2 separate regions of the Homo sapiens genome follow, and region 2 is linked to region 1. The links are chromatin loops, found by intact Hi-C in ENCODE. Cell type or tissue: prostate gland. All regions are shown on one strand. Each heading gives the region's core, and the rest is flanking DNA. Links, peaks and the distances in the headings are about the cores only. Region 1 overlaps CLEC16A (C-type lectin domain containing 16A). Region 2 overlaps CLEC16A (C-type lectin domain containing 16A).

What was found. Peaks named below come from ENCODE experiments on the same cell type or tissue, not always from the same donor. Only the 100,000 strongest peaks of a DNase experiment are listed, where the experiment ranks them.
Region 2: it touches region 1 in a loop (2.6-fold over the local background); 7 of 110 quality-filtered maps call a loop at or near these places.

Annotation. Positions count from the first base shown.
Region 1 is chr16:10,975,973-10,984,299 of GRCh38, forward strand. It overlaps CLEC16A (C-type lectin domain containing 16A), which reads left to right. Exons shown (of 24, transcript NM_015226.3): 8 at 1,253-1,427; 9 at 3,357-3,410; 10 at 6,906-7,019. Among named protein-coding and RNA genes, the nearest start is that of CLEC16A, 36 kb to the left of the region's middle. RefSeq lists enhancers at 3,930-4,431, 4,432-4,931 and a silencer at 5,998-6,067. In prostate gland, for the core only: no CTCF peak of the experiment used is centred there; a DNase peak (open chromatin) is centred at 4,269; H3K27ac peaks cover 2,923 bases.
Region 2 is chr16:11,028,868-11,037,194 of GRCh38, forward strand. All of the region lies in intron 13 of CLEC16A (C-type lectin domain containing 16A), which reads left to right. Among named protein-coding and RNA genes, the nearest start is that of CLEC16A, 88 kb to the left of the region's middle. In prostate gland, for the core only: no CTCF peak of the experiment used is centred there; no DNase peak of the experiment used is centred there; H3K27ac peaks cover 647 bases.

The DNA.
Region 1 (8,327 bases), core at 112-8,111:
AGAAATAATTGGCTGGGCATAGTGGTTCATGCCTGTAATCCTACCACTTTGGGAGGCCGAGGCAGAAGGATCACTTGAGTCCAGGAGTTTGAGACCAGCGTGGGCAACATGGTGAGACCCCTCCACCCTCTATGAAAAATTTTTAAAAATAGTTGGGCATTGTAGCAGGTGCCTGTAATCTGAGATGCTTTGGAGGCTGAGGTGGGAGGATCCCTTGAACCTGGGAGGTTGAGGCTGTAATGAGCTGTGCTCATGCCACAGCACTCCAGCCTAGGTAACAAAACAAGACCCTATCTCAAAAAATAATAATAAATAAATAAAAGGAATAATTATCCAGAATTATGTAAAAGAAGCAGAATTGATCTTGTTTTTACTTTTTTTTTTTCAAGTATATACAGTTAGACGGATAGAAATGTGACATCTATATTTTAGATGTGACTACTACTAGGAGAGGTAAAAATGTAGAAAAAACAGACATTAGGGTTATAAGTCCCAAAATGTTAATAGTGGATATTTGTTAGTGGTGGGTTTGAGACTTTGAATTCTATTTGCTTTTATATTTTAATTTGCTGTTGTCAAAAATGATCATCTATCAGTTGGGTAATAACAACAATACAAACAAAATGCCTAGCTAGCATTTGCTGCATACTCCTTGGGGGTGGTGAAAGCATCCTCACCAGCTGTTTCTGGAGTGTGAGACTGACTCCACCCAAGAGACATTACCCCCTGGCCCCCCATCCCCAGCATGCTGTTGCTAACTGCTGGGAGACGGAGACCTCCAGGGCAGGGGCCTGGGGGAGGGGTGTCATGTCTTTGCTCTATGTCTGCATGTCGTCAGGGCCACTGGGGTGGCCACGGCTCTGGAGGCCTGCTTTTCTCTTTAGAACTCCTCTGGAGCATTTTAATTACAGTGGATTTATTGCTCCATTAGTGCTGCTTATCTGGGGAGCCAGGGGATCTTGCCACAGTGGCTAGTAGCTGTGCTTATGCAGTGGCTTGCTGGAAGAGTTTAGCAGCATTTTGCTTTGTTTACCTCATTCTGGGAGACCCCAGCAGTCCCCTGAAATTGATTTTAGTAAACCTGCCCATTTTCCCTTGTATATCTCCCCAGTAGGGGCCAGGATAAGTGTCTCTTGAGACTAACTCAAATATGTGGATGAACTCACAGTGACCTAAGTCTCAGGCCATTGATGTTAGGCTCAAAGGCTCCTAGTGTTGGCCTCCAGGCTGAGGTGGTCATTTCTCCTGGCAGGCATCGGAATCGGGGTAAACTGAGTGATCTGGTGGCAGAGCACCTAGACCACCTGCACTATCTCAATGACATCCTGATCATCAACTGTGAGTTCCTCAACGATGTGCTCACTGACCACCTGCTCAACAGGCTCTTCCTGCCCCTCTACGTGTACTCACTGGAGAACCAGGACAAGGTGGGTCCAGCCCCGTGGCTCCCGCTGGCTGAAGGCCATCAGAAGTGGGGAAGAACAGTCCCCAGTCCCCTGGAATGGGGCTGAGCATTGCAAATCAGGACTGAGGTTTTTTTTTTGTTTGTTTGTTTTTAAAAGACGGAGTTTTGCTCTTTTACCCAGGCTGGAGTGCAGTGGTGCGATCTTGGCTCACTGCAACCTCCGCCTCCTGAATTCAAGTAATTCTCCTGCCTCAGCCTCCCGAGTAGCTGGGATTACAGGTGCATACCACCACGCCTGACTAATTTTTGTACTTTTTGGAAGAGACGGCGGCATTTCACCATGTTGGTCAGGCTGGTCTCAAACTCTTGACCTCAGGTGATACACCTGCCTGGGCCTTCCAAAGTGCTGGGATTATGGCCAGAACTGAGGTTTTGAGCCCAAGGGAGATTCCTTTCAAAGCACACTGGCTTTCCTTTCCTTTCCTTTCCTCTTATTTCCTGAGACAGAGACAGAGTGTGTGTGTGTGAGAAGACTATAAAAGTGAATGAGAAAAGATTACCGACATCAGGAGGAAACAGGAAACATCTACAAATGTAGGGTTTTGGTTTCTGTGCATCCTTCCCTGAAGTGTTCTCCTCCCCAGTAACTTTTCCTGGTAGTTGCCAGAACCCACTGATTTGGAGAAGATACAGACAGCGACAGAACTTGCGCAGCATGGAGGGAAGGGATGGAGCACACTCAGGGAACGGTCCCAGGGTGGTGACTGTCCACTGTTAGCAGGCCCCAGAGGCCTGTGGGGATGACGGCTGGTAACATGCAGGGCCTCAGGACCAGGAATCTGCATGTCTCACCTATCCCTCAGGTGATTCTGATTCTGTGCTGCTGGTTCTCAGGGCCCCCCTGTGAGGAATGCTGCTTCTGGAGGGGAGGCCTCTGTGCAGTTCCTCCGGAGGTAAAAGGGCCTCAGCAGGAGGCAGGACAGAGCCAGCTGGTCACCATGCAGAGGTGCTCCAAGGGGATGGAGTTTTCAAGATTCTCACTACAGATGAGTAAATAAAAGAAAGTGTATTTTTAGTAGAAACGGGGTTTCACCATGTTGGCCGGGCTGGTCTCAAACTCCTGATCTCAGGTGATACGCCTGCCTCGGCCTCCCAAAGTGCTGGGATTACAGGCATGAGCCACCGTGCCCAGCCAGGACTGAGGCTTTGAGCCGGAGGGAGACTCCTTTCAAAGCACGCTGCTTTTCCTTTCCTTTCCTCTTATTTCCTGAGAGACAGAGACAGAGTGTGTGTGTGAGAAGACTATAAAGGTGAATAAGCGCCTTAGCTTTACCAGAGGCAGCTCTGGGAGGCAGAGACAAAGTATGAGAATTGGAGTTTTCAGACCTGCATTCAAATTCTGCCTCTTCCCTTTCCTAACTCTGTGACCTAAAGCAGTTAACCTGAGCCCGTTTCTTCGGCTGCAAAATGAGGGCCTAACTATTCTTCTCTAACAGGGTGGGTGTGAAATGGAGCATCTTGAAATTCATTATAAACGAGGGGCTTTTCCAAGGCCAGAGTGCCCTAAACCTCCTCCCCCATGCTTTGAAAATAACTTCCCAAGAACAGGCCTCCTGGAGGCCTCTCCTGCCGGGGCGTCCAGTGCCCCAGCTGGTACAAATGAACGTGCTTGGTAACTTAAGGAGCAAGTTCTCGTGGGTCAGCCTCTCATCCGTGAGTAATGGTGAAAGGTTTCTCAGATGGAAAAATAGTGTCCTTGCAAACAGTATTGAGTGGGATTTTGCGGAGTGGACTTTTGAGTAGCACCAAGAAAGGACAGCCCTAGGGCCGTGGAGGAAGTCAGTGGGACAGGACGCCTTTGTTCACACAGAAGGCTTTTGGCTTTGTGTATTTTGTGCTGCTCGCTTGTGTGACCTGATCTCTCTCTCTCTCTCCTGCCACCCTGCACTAGGGAGGAGAACGGCCGAAAATTAGCCTGCCGGTGTCTCTTTATCTTCTGTCACAGGTATGCTTGATCATTCACCAATGTCCCCACTACATTTGGGGTCCCTTGGCGTGCCACTGCCTTGAAGAAAATCCCCAGGCCTTATCACCCCATCTTCTCTGTCCCCCCCATGCTGGAGTAAAATAACAGCAAAACAGAAGGGGCTTTCTGTTTTCCAGGTACTAAATAGAGGTAGTGTGTATCTTTTTCATGGTAGGAGATGGAAATCCAAAGAGAAATGAAAAATAAACCAAACCTAACTTGTATAGTTGATTTTTACCATGAAGACTGAGGTTTCCAAAACAACTGAGGAGTGCTTGAAATGCCCTGGAAATGTGGGCTGCATCGCTTTTACTCCTGCAGCTTTGAATGAAGCCCCACACTGCAGAACCCACAGCGTGCATACACACAGCAACCTTGGTGTAACAAACTTCCTGAAATGAGTCTATTGTTAAAGGGCTTTATCGCGGTTCTAGTTCCCAGATTACCGTGTGGAAGGAATCTTGTAGCAACCTTAGCTCTCAGATTTGTGTCTTGAGCCAATTTATCTCCCTCCCCTCCTTCAACAAGTGTGTTTCCTTCATGTAATTATGTAATATTTACAAGAAGGGAAAAACTCCATGGCGACCCAGTTACATAACTTTAAAAATATTTTTATTACAAGCAGTCCAGACTCTCAGGGCATCTCATTAGACTATTAAGTAGTCCAGCATTTACCCAGAATTCTGTTTCCGCTTTTGCAATGGCACAGGTATTTATTTGCTTTGATGAGGAACTGTCCTTCTGACTTGATCCCCAGCTGTTTTGAATTTGGGGCGGGGCTTTGTCTTTTTGGCCCAAGAGGAGAGGTTCAGAGGCCACCTCCTCCCCGGCAGGTAGGCCAATCCGGACATGTCCTGACCATCACTCACAGCCCAGAGTCCTATTCTGGGGCTATTTGCTCAGAGCTCTGCACGAGGCCAAGTTTGTCTGAATGCCGCTCTGTACGACGGCGCTGAGCATAAACCCCAGCCTCTCCTGGCAGCTTTTTTCTGCTGCCTCTTTCCAAGTCTGCCGGCATCTCCTGCTTGAGATTCTGAGAGTCCAACAGGACCCAAGCAAGCCAGTTCTCAGCCCCAGGAATCATATGGAAAGCATCCTCAGGACCCTTCAGCTGTTGGAGCATTGCCCGGGCAGGGTCTCCTCCAGAGAGCATGGCCGCCAACTGCCCACAGCGGGAACGTCAGTGGAGAGAGTTAGGACTTTTCTCTGAGACTCCTCCCTCACCGGTTTGCTTTGTAAAGGACCAGTAGCCCATGCACCCAATTACTTGTTTCAGTATCTCACAGAAAACATAGCTTGTAATTCATTGTTCCTCAAACTTGAGTAATACATCCCTTTTAAAGATAAACAACCTGAAGCCCTGTTTCCCCCTGCATTTTCATTTAGCTTAATGAAAATGTGACCTAAATGTGTGAAAAACCTAAAATCAGGTATAAATCCTGTGTCCTGAAAGCCCCTACTTCAATATAAAATCATTGCATACTTGCAAATTATTTTACAAGCATAGCTAGAAAACCATGAAAATTTTTATGGATGACGTTAATTTGGTGTGACAGGTGATGCTGTCCTCCTAAAACCAAACTGCTAACAGAGTGTGGTGTAGGCAGCTGGGCCCAGCTTTTTGAGTCTGGCCTGCACGTGCTTCCACGTACCTTACAGTTACTCACCCTCCCTCTTTTTTGGGTTCAGAGCCAGGGAAATGAGCACTGTGTGTGTCCACAGGCAGGAATTGGTTGCTTTGTTCAGGGGGGCCTTTGTAGGTGCTCACTGAATGCTTGTGGACTGAAAAGAAGGAATAAATGATCAGTTAAGGCCGCATTCATTCAAGGTACGTAACGGATATTTGAGAATGAATGACCACAGTGATTGGTGTTTTGTGTTGTTGGTAGAGTGATGTGTGGCAGTAATTCGGCCATAAGGAAGGTGAGAAAAATCATCATTGCTAACATTTAAGGGCCTGCCAAGCCTTGGACGTGGGTTAACTCATTGAATCATACTATGTGGTCTCTGTGATAGAAAAGGTTCCCAGTATTTTTTTAAAAGATGCAATTTTTTATAGGGAGGTGCCACATGGCCATTCTGCCTGTACCTTTTATCTAATTTGAATTCTATGTATTTGTTAGAATAATATATTCCCCTTGTTCAAACAGTACAAAACATGGCATGTGAAAAGTCTCTCTCACTCTATACCCTGAGCACCCAACTGCACTCCCCAGAGGCAGCCTGTGTTGATTTTTGCCTTCACTTTTTAAAAAATAATTTTTTTTAAACAACGTTTTTTAAAGTTAAAAAGTTCAAACATGTAAAAACCGGGTTTCTGTTCTAGTTTTGTTCAGGCTCCTGACTTCTATCCCCAGAGACAATTAGGGTTACAGGGTTCTCGTATGTCCTAACAGAGACATCTGTCAGGGGTTCTTAACTAGGGGCAATTTTGCCCCTCAGGGGATACCTGGCAGTGTCTGGGGAGATGCATTCAGTTGTCATGACCGAGGCTGGGGTGCTACTGACATCTAGTGGGTGGAGGTCAGGGATGCTGCTCACCAGCCTGCAGTGTCTGGGACAGCCTCCCTCCATACTCAGTTATAGCCCAAATTGTCAGCAGTGCCAAGATTGAGAAACCCTGGCCTATGCATATGTAAATAAGCAAATACAAACATGCACACGCTTTTCTATGCAAATGGTAGATAAGCCACACCCTGTGCTACACCCTCTTGCCTTTACATTTTAAAACAAAATAGCAGGCATGTCTAGGCCAGCTTTGCAAGACAGTTTTGAATACCCTGATTCTTAAAGCTGGTCCTCTGAACATTGGGCAACAGGTGTGGGAGCAGGGCCAGCTTAGCCCAGAGGCAGCCCTCTGATTTTGCATCCTGGCCCACCTGGGTTTGCCTCTGTCTCGTGTGATTTTCAGCCCCGTAGTTCACATACCTCCTGACGATGCTGTGGAATCCCCGTGTGCTAAAACCCACCACAGGGTCAGAGCTCCCTCCCGTGATGGAATCTCTGTGTAGCCAACCCTCTGCCAAGTCCTTGATTGGAACAAAACTCTCCGGCCCCTTCTTCTTGTATCACTAAAGTATTGGGACAGTGCCTTCTAGTCTTCTCATAACCAAATTTGACACTAAAATGCCCATGGAAAGGAAGGAGTGTGCTGGTTTGGCTGTTCTTTCCCGCATTGCTCCACTTCAGCCGGATTTGGCTTCACCCAGCCATGAGGGACAGTCTCGCATTAATGCACTTCCTTCCGAGGAAGAGCAGCCAGCCAAATAGGCAACAGTCTGAAGGAGAGACTGACCTTACAAGAGTGGAACCGAGTCCTGCTTCCTGTGGCTCATTCTTTGAATTTTGCATCGTAGGAATTGCTGCTTAATACAGGACTTAGGTAGCCCAGCCTGGTCGCTTCTGATCCAGGAAGCAAGAGGTTGAAAATACCGCACACTTTCATGCAAATCCCGTTTCTTTTTTTTCCGCCAGGTCTTCTTAATTATACATCATGCACCGCTGGTGAACTCGTTAGCTGAAGTCATTCTGAATGGTGATCTGTCTGAGATGTACGCTAAGACTGAACAGGATATTCAGAGAAGTTCTGTAAGTCATTAGCTTCGGGACTGACCTTAACAGGAAACCATTGCTCATTTTGCTAATCTGTGTGTTTCTCTAAAATCAGAAACTAACATTCTGAATATATAGCAGTGATGATGCATAAGCTGGTCCGGGATTCAGTGAACCTAATCAGAGTCTTGATTGCATACCCAAGAGAAGCTGGGATCAGGGACCACCTGGATTTGATTGATTGTGTGTTCTTAAACATGGAATTGTACCACTCCGGGCCTTAGGTTGCATATCTGTGAGACACTGTTATCGGGACACAGTGAGAAAATGCCTTATCAGAGGAACTAATGTCTACAGAAGTTGGGCGATGAACATCCATGAATGACTCAGGCCCCAGGTGAGGGCAGTAGAGAGTGGCGAGGGGTGTGGCAAATTGGAGAGTGTATGCCACCTTGGCGAGCAGCTCCTGTTCTACCCCAGGCTGCTGCTGTTCTGCAGGAATATGGATGTAGGATTACTAGGTTTTTTCATGTTTCTAGAGAAGCGGGAAAAACGCATTGTTACGTGTAATCTCTAGTTTTAAATGATCATCAAGCTTTGGACTAAGTAGCATGTTTGTGGTCTGCAGGAAGGAGCTTTGGCGTTCCATTTGGTACACTGCTGAGGGAAAACACCTGATGGCCAGTGTTGTGACTTCTCTTGAAGCTTTTCCATCTTGTCCTCTGTATATCTCTGCTGTCATCTCTCAGATCCTGCTCACATGTCCTGAGCTCCAGCTGCCTTAATCCTGGTCTGACTTGCTTTTCCCCCAGCATGTCCAGCATTTGTGCCTTTGAACCTGCGCCTTTACCGTACCTACAGCCTGGTTCCTGATGCACCTGGTTCCCTCTTTTCAAAGGTCTTACCCACTCTAAGCTCCTTATGGCAGGGATCTCACCTGTCACTGAATCAGCTGCAGTCTGGGCTGCACAAATGCTCATCTCACTTATGCGGAGCCCAGGCTGCAGCTGATTCAGTGACAGGTGAGATCCCTGCCATAAGGAGCTTAGAGTGGGTAAGTGAGATGAGCATAGTGCGTTTTATACAAGGGCTGTTTCATAAAGGTTTCCTCTCTGCAGCCAGGTGCTCAGGCAGTGGCCAGGCTGGTAAAAGGGCCAGCTCGCCCTGGGGTAGTAGATTTGCTGCCCCACCTACATGAATGGGTGGAATGTGACCCTGTGGATGAAAGGCCACCACTGCATGGAGTACAATTACAAGAGGCCCCTGCCCTTCCACTGGTTTTGGTGTATGATGGTCTGGCCAGGTCATTTTGTTATTCAGGGGAGCATTAGCGCCTCTGAAAAG
Region 2 (8,327 bases), core at 18-8,017, 53 kb after region 1:
TAACATATGAGGTTCATTCAGCTTAAAATTTTACACAGTTTCCCTTTTGATTTCTTGTGTTTTGTCATGTGTATAATTTCTAGCTGTGTTTCTCTTATTGATTTTTCTCCTGCTTTTGGATTCCTTCCCCCATTTTTTGCATGCCTGGTCATTTTTGATTGGTTGACAGTTACTGTGGTTTTTCACAGTTGGATGCTGGATTCTTCCTGTAAATATTTTTGGGCTGATGGTTCAGTTAATTGGAGTTGGTTTGATCCTTTTTTGAGGCTTGCTTTTAAGCTCTGTGAGAGCTGGTCCAGACAGCCTTCAGTTTAGGGCTAACTTCGCCCTATTACTGAGACATTACCCTTCTGAGACTCTACTGTGTCCCATGGTGAGGTGGTCTCTCCACACTGGCCCCCCCAGTGTGAGCTCCAGGAATTGTTCCACAGGCTTCATTCTGGCAGGTCTTTCCCTTTCTTCATGTGCATGCACAGACCAGAACACAGCAAGGTTCTAAAGGAACCCTCTGCACATGTCTGAGCTCTCTCTCTGCAGCTCTCTCTTCATTTATCTTGTCCATGAATTTTAACCCCTTGATCTCCCTGAACTCCAGACTCTGCCTTCTCTGAGAGAACCACAGTCTTTGGGTTTTCTATCCCTTTGCTGAGGCCCGGATACTCTCACTGGACAGCAAGCTGGAGCAATCACTGGGCCACTGCCTTTGTGCTTCTCCCTCTCAGGGATCTCTCTCTTATGCTGCCTGTTCATCCAGAGTCTGATAACCATTGTTTTGTATATATTGTCTTGCTTTCTAAGTTGCCTGAATTAGTAGGATAAATTCAGTCCATCTTGGCCAGAAGCATAGCACCTTTAAAGAAAAAGTTGGATTGAAGTCTAATTGATATGCAATAAACTGAACATATTTAAGGTGCACAATTTAATATTTTGACATATGTAAATACCCGTGAAATCATCACCATGATCAAGGCAGTGTATAATCCAGCATCCCAAACATTTCCTCATTCCCCTCCCTTGCTTCCCACACCCCTCTCCCCAAGTAACACCAGTCTGCTTCCTGTCATGCTAGATTAGTTTTGCACTTTCTAAAATTTTGTATAAACAGAGTCATGCAACATGTACTCCTCTTCATGTGGCTTCTTTCAATCCACTTAATTATTTTGAGATCCATCATGATGTTGTGTGTATCTGTAGTTCATTTCTTCTTGCTGAGTAACATTCCATTATATGAACATACCACAGTTTATTCATTCATCTGTTAATGGAAATTTGGGTTGTTTCCAGTTTTGGACTATTACAAACAAAGCTGCTGTGAGCATTTGTGTGGCCCCATACAATGTATGCCCATACAGAGAGTTGTATGAGCATATACATTCTTTTCTCTTGGATAAATACCTAGGAATGGAATGGCTGAATCATATTTCCCATATAATTATGGGAGATATGTGTATGTTTGCTTTTATTTTAAGATACTGCCAAACTGTTTTCCAAGATGCCTATATAATTTTATATCCCATCACCAGTGTACAAGAGTTCTAGTTCCTTTACCTCCTTTCCAACATTTGGTGTGGCCACCTTTTTAGTTTTCACCATTCTAATAGGTTTGCAGTGGTATCTTATGATCTTAATTTGCATATCCCTAATGACATTGAACATCTTTTCATGTGTTTCTTTTGCCATACATGTCTTTGTTAGTGAAGAGTCTTTTCGAATCCTTAGCCCGTTTTTTAAATTGAATTGAGTAAAAAAAATATTGTGTTTCGAGACTTTTGGGTTTTTTTGTTTTGTTTCTTTTAAGACGGAGTCTCACTCTGTTGCCCAGGCCAGAATGCAATGGTGCAATCTTGGCTCGCTGCAACCTCCGCCTCCCAGGTTCAAGCAATTCTCCTGCCTCAGCCTCCAGAGTAGCTGGGACTACAGGTGTGCGCCACCACGCCCGGCTGATTTTTGTATTTTTAGTAGTGACAGGGTTTCGCCCTGTTGGCCAGGCTGGTCTCGAACTCCTGACCTCAAGTGATACACCCGCCTCAGCCTCGAGAGTTCTTTATGTATTTTGAATGCAAGTCCTTTATCAGAGGCATTTAGCAATGATTTCCCCCAAGTCTGTGGCATGTCTTTTCATTTTCATAACAACATCTTGGGAAGACCAGATGTTTTTTAATCTCCATGAGGTTCCTGTGGCACTTTTTAATACCGCCTTTTCTCTGTATTTTTTCTCTCCCATTCTGGACTGCTAGGCCTTGGAAGGCAGAAACCATGTGCTCCCTGCAGTACCCAGCCTACCGCCTGGCACTCAGTCAGTGCTCAGCCAGAGTTTGCTGATTGGTTGCTGCTCAGCTATGTGGCACGTCCCCAAGGCCATCTCTTCCTGGCAGCTTGTAGCTCAGGGCTTCAGCAAAGAAGGTGCTGTCTGTGTGGTGTAGATGCCAGGCTCCATGGGACAGTGGGCAAGCTCCTCATCTTGGTGACTGGTGTTCTCCATGGGCTTCCTTCCTGCAGCCCTGACCTGTACGGGGAGCAGAGACGTCATGGCTTACTGGGTGTGCTGCCATGCACCTTCATCCATCTTATGCGCTGGAGAGACCACTCACCTGTGTTCCCGCCTGGGCATCCTACCTCTTTTTCTTGGGAATTTCTTCTTGGAAGAGTAGAACTGTATATTCAAGGAAATTGAATTCCTTCTCCCATTTTCTGCTAATGCTATGCATGTATTGATTCATTCATTCTTCCAACAAATATTTTGGAAGCCCCTGTTAGATGCCAGGCACTGGGATCAGTATTGGGGATGCAGTGGTGAAGCAAACAAATGCTTTCATGGAATCTGGATTCTCTTAGAGGAGACAGACAGTAAACTAGTAACCAAGTAAAATAATCCCATGTAGCGAGAAGTGCAACAGTGAAAATAAAACTAGGTAATGCGGTGGGGCAGGCTGAGGGTAGAGGGTACTACATCCGCCTGAGCAATCAGGAGAGGCCTCTTGGAGGCTTAAGTGATCAGGAGGAATAGCTTGCAGTTTCTGATGAATTTCCTCATGTAATTAGTTATTCAGCAAATGCATGTGGAGCACCGGCCGTGTGCCAGGCAGTGTGCTCAACATGGGGACTACAAACTCCAGGCAGACCAACCCAGGCCCTTGCCCAAGAAAGCATCAGTCATTCTTGGACAGAAAAGTCCTACGAGGAGGCTGTCAGCACAATAGAGGGTCACTTGCCTGGTGGTGAGCATGGACTCTGCCCGCAGGAGTGAGGACCCGTTTCCTGAGGACACCCGGGCTATGGTAGAGGACAGAGCAAGAAGGGGCATGAGAGCCTGTGGCATATCCATCAGATCACTGCCCGTTCCCTAGGGTGAGTGGCAGCATGTCCGAGGCAGCGGGTGCCCCAAGAGGCAGGCATCTGGAGCCAGTCTGCAGGGGGTGGCACAGGCAGCGACTGAACTGTGTTCCTATGAGCCGTGTGGGGCTGCTGGGGGGCAGTTGGTCAGTTAGTGAGCTGACCCACTCTGCACCTCTCAGAATGGGTTTGCAGTAATTCAGCCAGCGGGTGGGAGGGATGAGAGGTGAAACTGAGAGGCTTTCTTATCATTCAGCAGATACTTGCTGAGCGCTTGCCAGGGCAAGGCCCCGTCATAGGCACTCAAACAAGCCCAGATGAGTCTCACTGAAGTGAACAAGAAGATTAATTGTGACTGTGACAAATGGTAGAAGGAAATGAACAGGGTGGAGTGATGAGGAAGCCTAGTGGTTGTGCTGCAGGGGTTACTAGGTGCTAGTCAGGGTGGTCGGGGAGGGCTCCTCTGAGGAAGGACCAGCAGAGCCACAGCCCAGAGAGTGAGAAGGAGCCAGCTCTGCAAAGACCTGGGGCAAGAGTCCTCCAGGTGAAGGGAGCAGCATGTACAGAGGCCCCGGGGTGGGAAGGAGCAGAAAGTGGGCCAAGGTGAGGCTGGCCAGGCGGGCAGGGGCCAGGTCATGAAGGGCCTTGAAGGCCCTGAAGAGGAATTGCCATTTTTTCTCCAAGTGCAATGGGAAACCCCTACCGAATTTTTAAGTAGGACAGTGATGTGGTCAGATGGAAGTTTTTAAAAGAAACGTTGGCTACCAGACAGAAAGTAGATGACTGGGGGTGGGGATGAGTTGCAGGAGGGAACACCGAGAGACTTGCTAAGAAGCTGTTGCAGTCATCCAGGCGAGATAATGTGGATTGGATTAGGCTGCTGGCTGGGGAGTAGAGGAAACTGGAAGGACTTGTGATTATTTCAGCGCTAGAGCCAGGACGTGCTGATGGATTGAATGTAGGGGTCGAGTGAAAGGGACGAGTCAGATGACTCCTGTGATTTGGCTTGAGCAATGGTGGGGGTGCATTTACTAGGATGAGGAGACAAGGAGAGTCACTAGGCTAGGGGTGAGGGGTTCTGGTTGATTTGAAAGGAGGGGGCATGAAGGGAGGAGCCTGGGTAAGGCTCAGGTTCCTGACTCCTTTCCCTGTGTGACCAATAGTGCCATTTCCAGAACTAACAAGCATGGGCCTTGGAGTAGGTTTGGAGAAGAAACGGAAAAGTTCAAGTCCGGTGCCCTGAGGCCCAGGTGCCTGGGGAAGCTGCCTCGTGGGGGAGCTGCCACCTGGTTTATGCTCAGTCCTGGCCTGTGAGCACAGAGTCTGCATTTGGTGGGGCTTTGCTGGTGGAGGTTGGTTGAGTGATTGGTTTTTGGTTATGCAGCAGCTGATCAGGCTGCACTTGACCTTCAGCCTCACTTTTCCAGATCCTTACCCCCCAAATCAGGTCCCAAGTGACCTGGTCTCTTTCTCATAGATTTTTTCCTCATAGTCAATTTTAACATAAAAGCCACGTTCATAAAAACCAAATGTGAGCTCAGGCCTTCCAGTAATCATAATAGATTAGATGCTGCACCGAAATGAATATCCCACAGTGGAAAGGGTTGACCGGTTGGCGGAAGGCGCTTGTTGTGATTCAGTTGGGCCACATAATGAATTCTGGTTTGTTTCTGTAATAGAAAATGCAGCCTTCGCTCTTCTATCAAGTCCGCTGAGTCCTGGGCCAGAGGTGGAGGGATGGGGGTGAGTTTTACAGCTTTTGTATCTTGAAGGTTCCCCAGTTCAGTGACCAACCTTCTACTCCTGCCACTCCATTTGTCATTGTTTACCCAGGAAGAAGGAGTCTTGGGCTCTTTGTGTTTTGTGTTTTGTTTTGCTGAGAAGTTAATGGAACATGGATGAGCGATATGGAAAAGGTTGAAAGGTAATAGGCTAAAGGGAAGCTTTTGCCATGCGGAGAACTTGCACAACGTCAGTTTGGATCTTGGCTGACACATAACCAGAATTAGAAGTACATTGGAAATCGGCCCAACATCTGGTTAGCTTTCGAAATCTTTGGTCTATAGTCTTCCAAAGCTGGTAATACTTGTGTGACTGCAGCCAAGGAGACTTTGTGTGGTCAACAGACGTTTTTAAAAAGTTTGAACTGTTTACCTGGTGTTCTCGTGGTGTCTTTATCCAGATCTGTCTAATTATTCTTATGCATCTTTGGTCTGGGTCTTTTACCTCTCTACCCTAAATGGGGGCTACTACTAAGGGGGAAGAATCCAGATATCAGAACTGAGAGGGAAGCTTAGTAAGAGTTACTGACACTGTGGGGCCACACCCTTCCCTTCTGTTTTGGATTCTTTGAATGAGTTAGTTGAGAGTTCCGCCCTCCACCCCTGTCCACGGGTGGACAGGGGACACCCGTTCTGAGTCGGTGGGCAGCTCAGGCTCTGACCCCTAAGGCAGGGCTGTGGGCGGGGCAGGGAACATGTGGTCTGCTGGAAGCCAGAATGAGCTAGTGCTCCCGTGAAGTGCAGCAGGGTTTCTTTGGAATTTGTCTGTCACAAAGCACTTAAGAGTTGAAGCAAATAGGATAATATATTATCCACAGTGTTTATTTCTGTCAGAGGGAAATGACTGGCAAAGAAGCTATTGGGTTTGCAGCAAAACCTGCCTTTCTGTGACCAAAAACCACGGGGTATGCATGCGTGTGTGAATGAGTGTCTGTGTGTGTATGAGTGTGTGTGTGTGTTTGTGTGTATGTCCTTGCACACAGGAGCCGTCTTACCTTTCACATGCATGCCCCTGTTACAGGGTGACATTGACCTTAGCCACTCAGAACCATCAGCCACCAGGTTGTTTCAGGCAGGAGGCTTAAACCTAAATCTAATGTTCGCCACAAATTAAATGCCATCCTAAGTACAGTGATGGTCATGCAATGATTGTTATAGAAAACAAAAATGAGAATAAGTTGCTTTTTCACTTGCCTTTGATAGTACCACCTTAAAATAACCAACTGCTGACAGTGTCGTATTTCTTTCTAGCATGTTTTCTGTGTGGGTGATGGTTGGGCTTTTTTGCACAGCTGTCATATGGTGGCTTCTATTTTACGTATGTTTCCCCTTCATTTTGAGATTTGTCTAATCTTCTGCCCGAAATTTGATCAAAACTACTTAACTTTTTAAAAAATTAATTCAGCAAAAATGTATGGACTGTTGTGTTTGTGCCAAGAACACCACTAGATCACATGACATACATAGCTTGGGAAGGTGGAGGGAAAGAGCGTTAACCAGCGGGGATCATGGTACACGGCAGAGAGGAGGGAGGTAAGAGCCACATGGCTGCATTCAGGGCTGGGCTTTCCACTCTCCACATGACCCCAGGCAAGCTCATGTCTTTTTTGAGCCTCAGCTTCCTCGTCTATAAAATGGAAATACTATTAGCCACTTCATGGAATGTCATGAGGATGAAATGAAGCATTCTACGTCATATGCCTGGCTGATGGTCACCATTTCTTCAGAGCTTACCATGCGAAGGCAATCTTGTCATCTTAGCAGAATCCTCTCCTCCTTCCTTCCAAAGACACTCTGTCCTTCCCCAGAGAGACTGGTGATTTTGTTGTTGTTTGTTTGTTTTGACTGAGTATTTTGGTAAATGATAAGGCCTCCTTCAAAACACTGGATAGTTGGAGTCAAAGAGAGGATTTTAAAGGCCATGGTGGGAAAAAGAGCTGGGAGAGAGAATGGGGCCCCTGGCCCAGAAGGAGCTTTGGGGAAAGAAGGGAGATGTTCAGAGGGGTTTCTGTTATATAGTTTTGCCGTGTGCTGTGTGGAATCACCTCTGCTCTCTGCCTCCCAGGGCTGGTGGTAAAATCTACCTCACATGGACTGCATGGCACTAGCAGGTCAGTTTGGGGTAAAGGGCCGGAAGCATGGAGACCACTTGGAACAGTCAGGGGAATGGAACCACCCCAGTCAGCCAGGGCACAACCAGATTATGTTACGGCCCGCTAGCTGCCTCTCCTGGGCCCCTCCACTGCATCACCCTCCAGGATCCTGGCACGAAGCCTTGCCTGTCCCTTCCCCCATCCTCCACCTCATCACCCCCTCCCCGGCTCTCTCCCACCCAGACCTCTCTGGGTCTGCTCCACTCCCTGCAGTCCCACCTTGGTTTGGCAAGTCCTGGCCCTCCCTGTCCAGTTCAAGGCAAACTCCTGTTCATCCTTTAGGATCCAACCTGAGCAGCTCGCCCCCTGAGAGGGGCCCCCAGCAGCTCAGCATGCCTCTTTTGGGCTGTCTGTAGCTTGATTTAGCTCTTGTTAGGTTTTATCCTTGTGTTCTTTTGTTCTAATTTTCCTTTTTTTTTTTTTTTTTTTTTTGAGACAAGAGTCTCGCTCTGTCACCCAGGCTGGACTGCAGTGGCGCAGTCTCAGCCCACTGCAACCTCCGCCTCCTGGGTTCAAGCAATTCTCATTTCTGAGCCTCTCAAGTAGCTGGTACTACAGGCATGTGCACTACACCCAGCTAATTTTTGTATTTTTAGTAGAGACGGGGTTTCACCACATTGGCCAGGCTGATCTCAAACTCCTGACCTCAGGCGATCTGCCCACCTTGGCCTCCCAAAGTGCTGGTATTAAAAACATGAGCCACCGTGCCCGGCCTAACTTTCCTTTTATAACACGAATGATAAGGAAACACATGAAGTCATGCTCAAACTAAAAATTCTCATCCATGCATTAAGCAGTGCTCAAACTAAAAATTCCCATTTGTGCATAATAATGAGAGATAAAGTTGTTGGCCTGTGACAGTGCTTTTTCTCTTTCGATCCTGACAGCAGTCGTGGGGCGGGTAGTTACCATAATTATTCCCACTTCACAGGTGAGGAAACTGAGGTTCAAAGAGGTAAAGTATCAAAACAAAGTTCCTCCCGCACCCCACCGCTAGGCTTCTCATTCCTGCTGTACCCAGCTGTCCCCCTAAGAGAGGGTGAGCCCAGGGACACAGAGG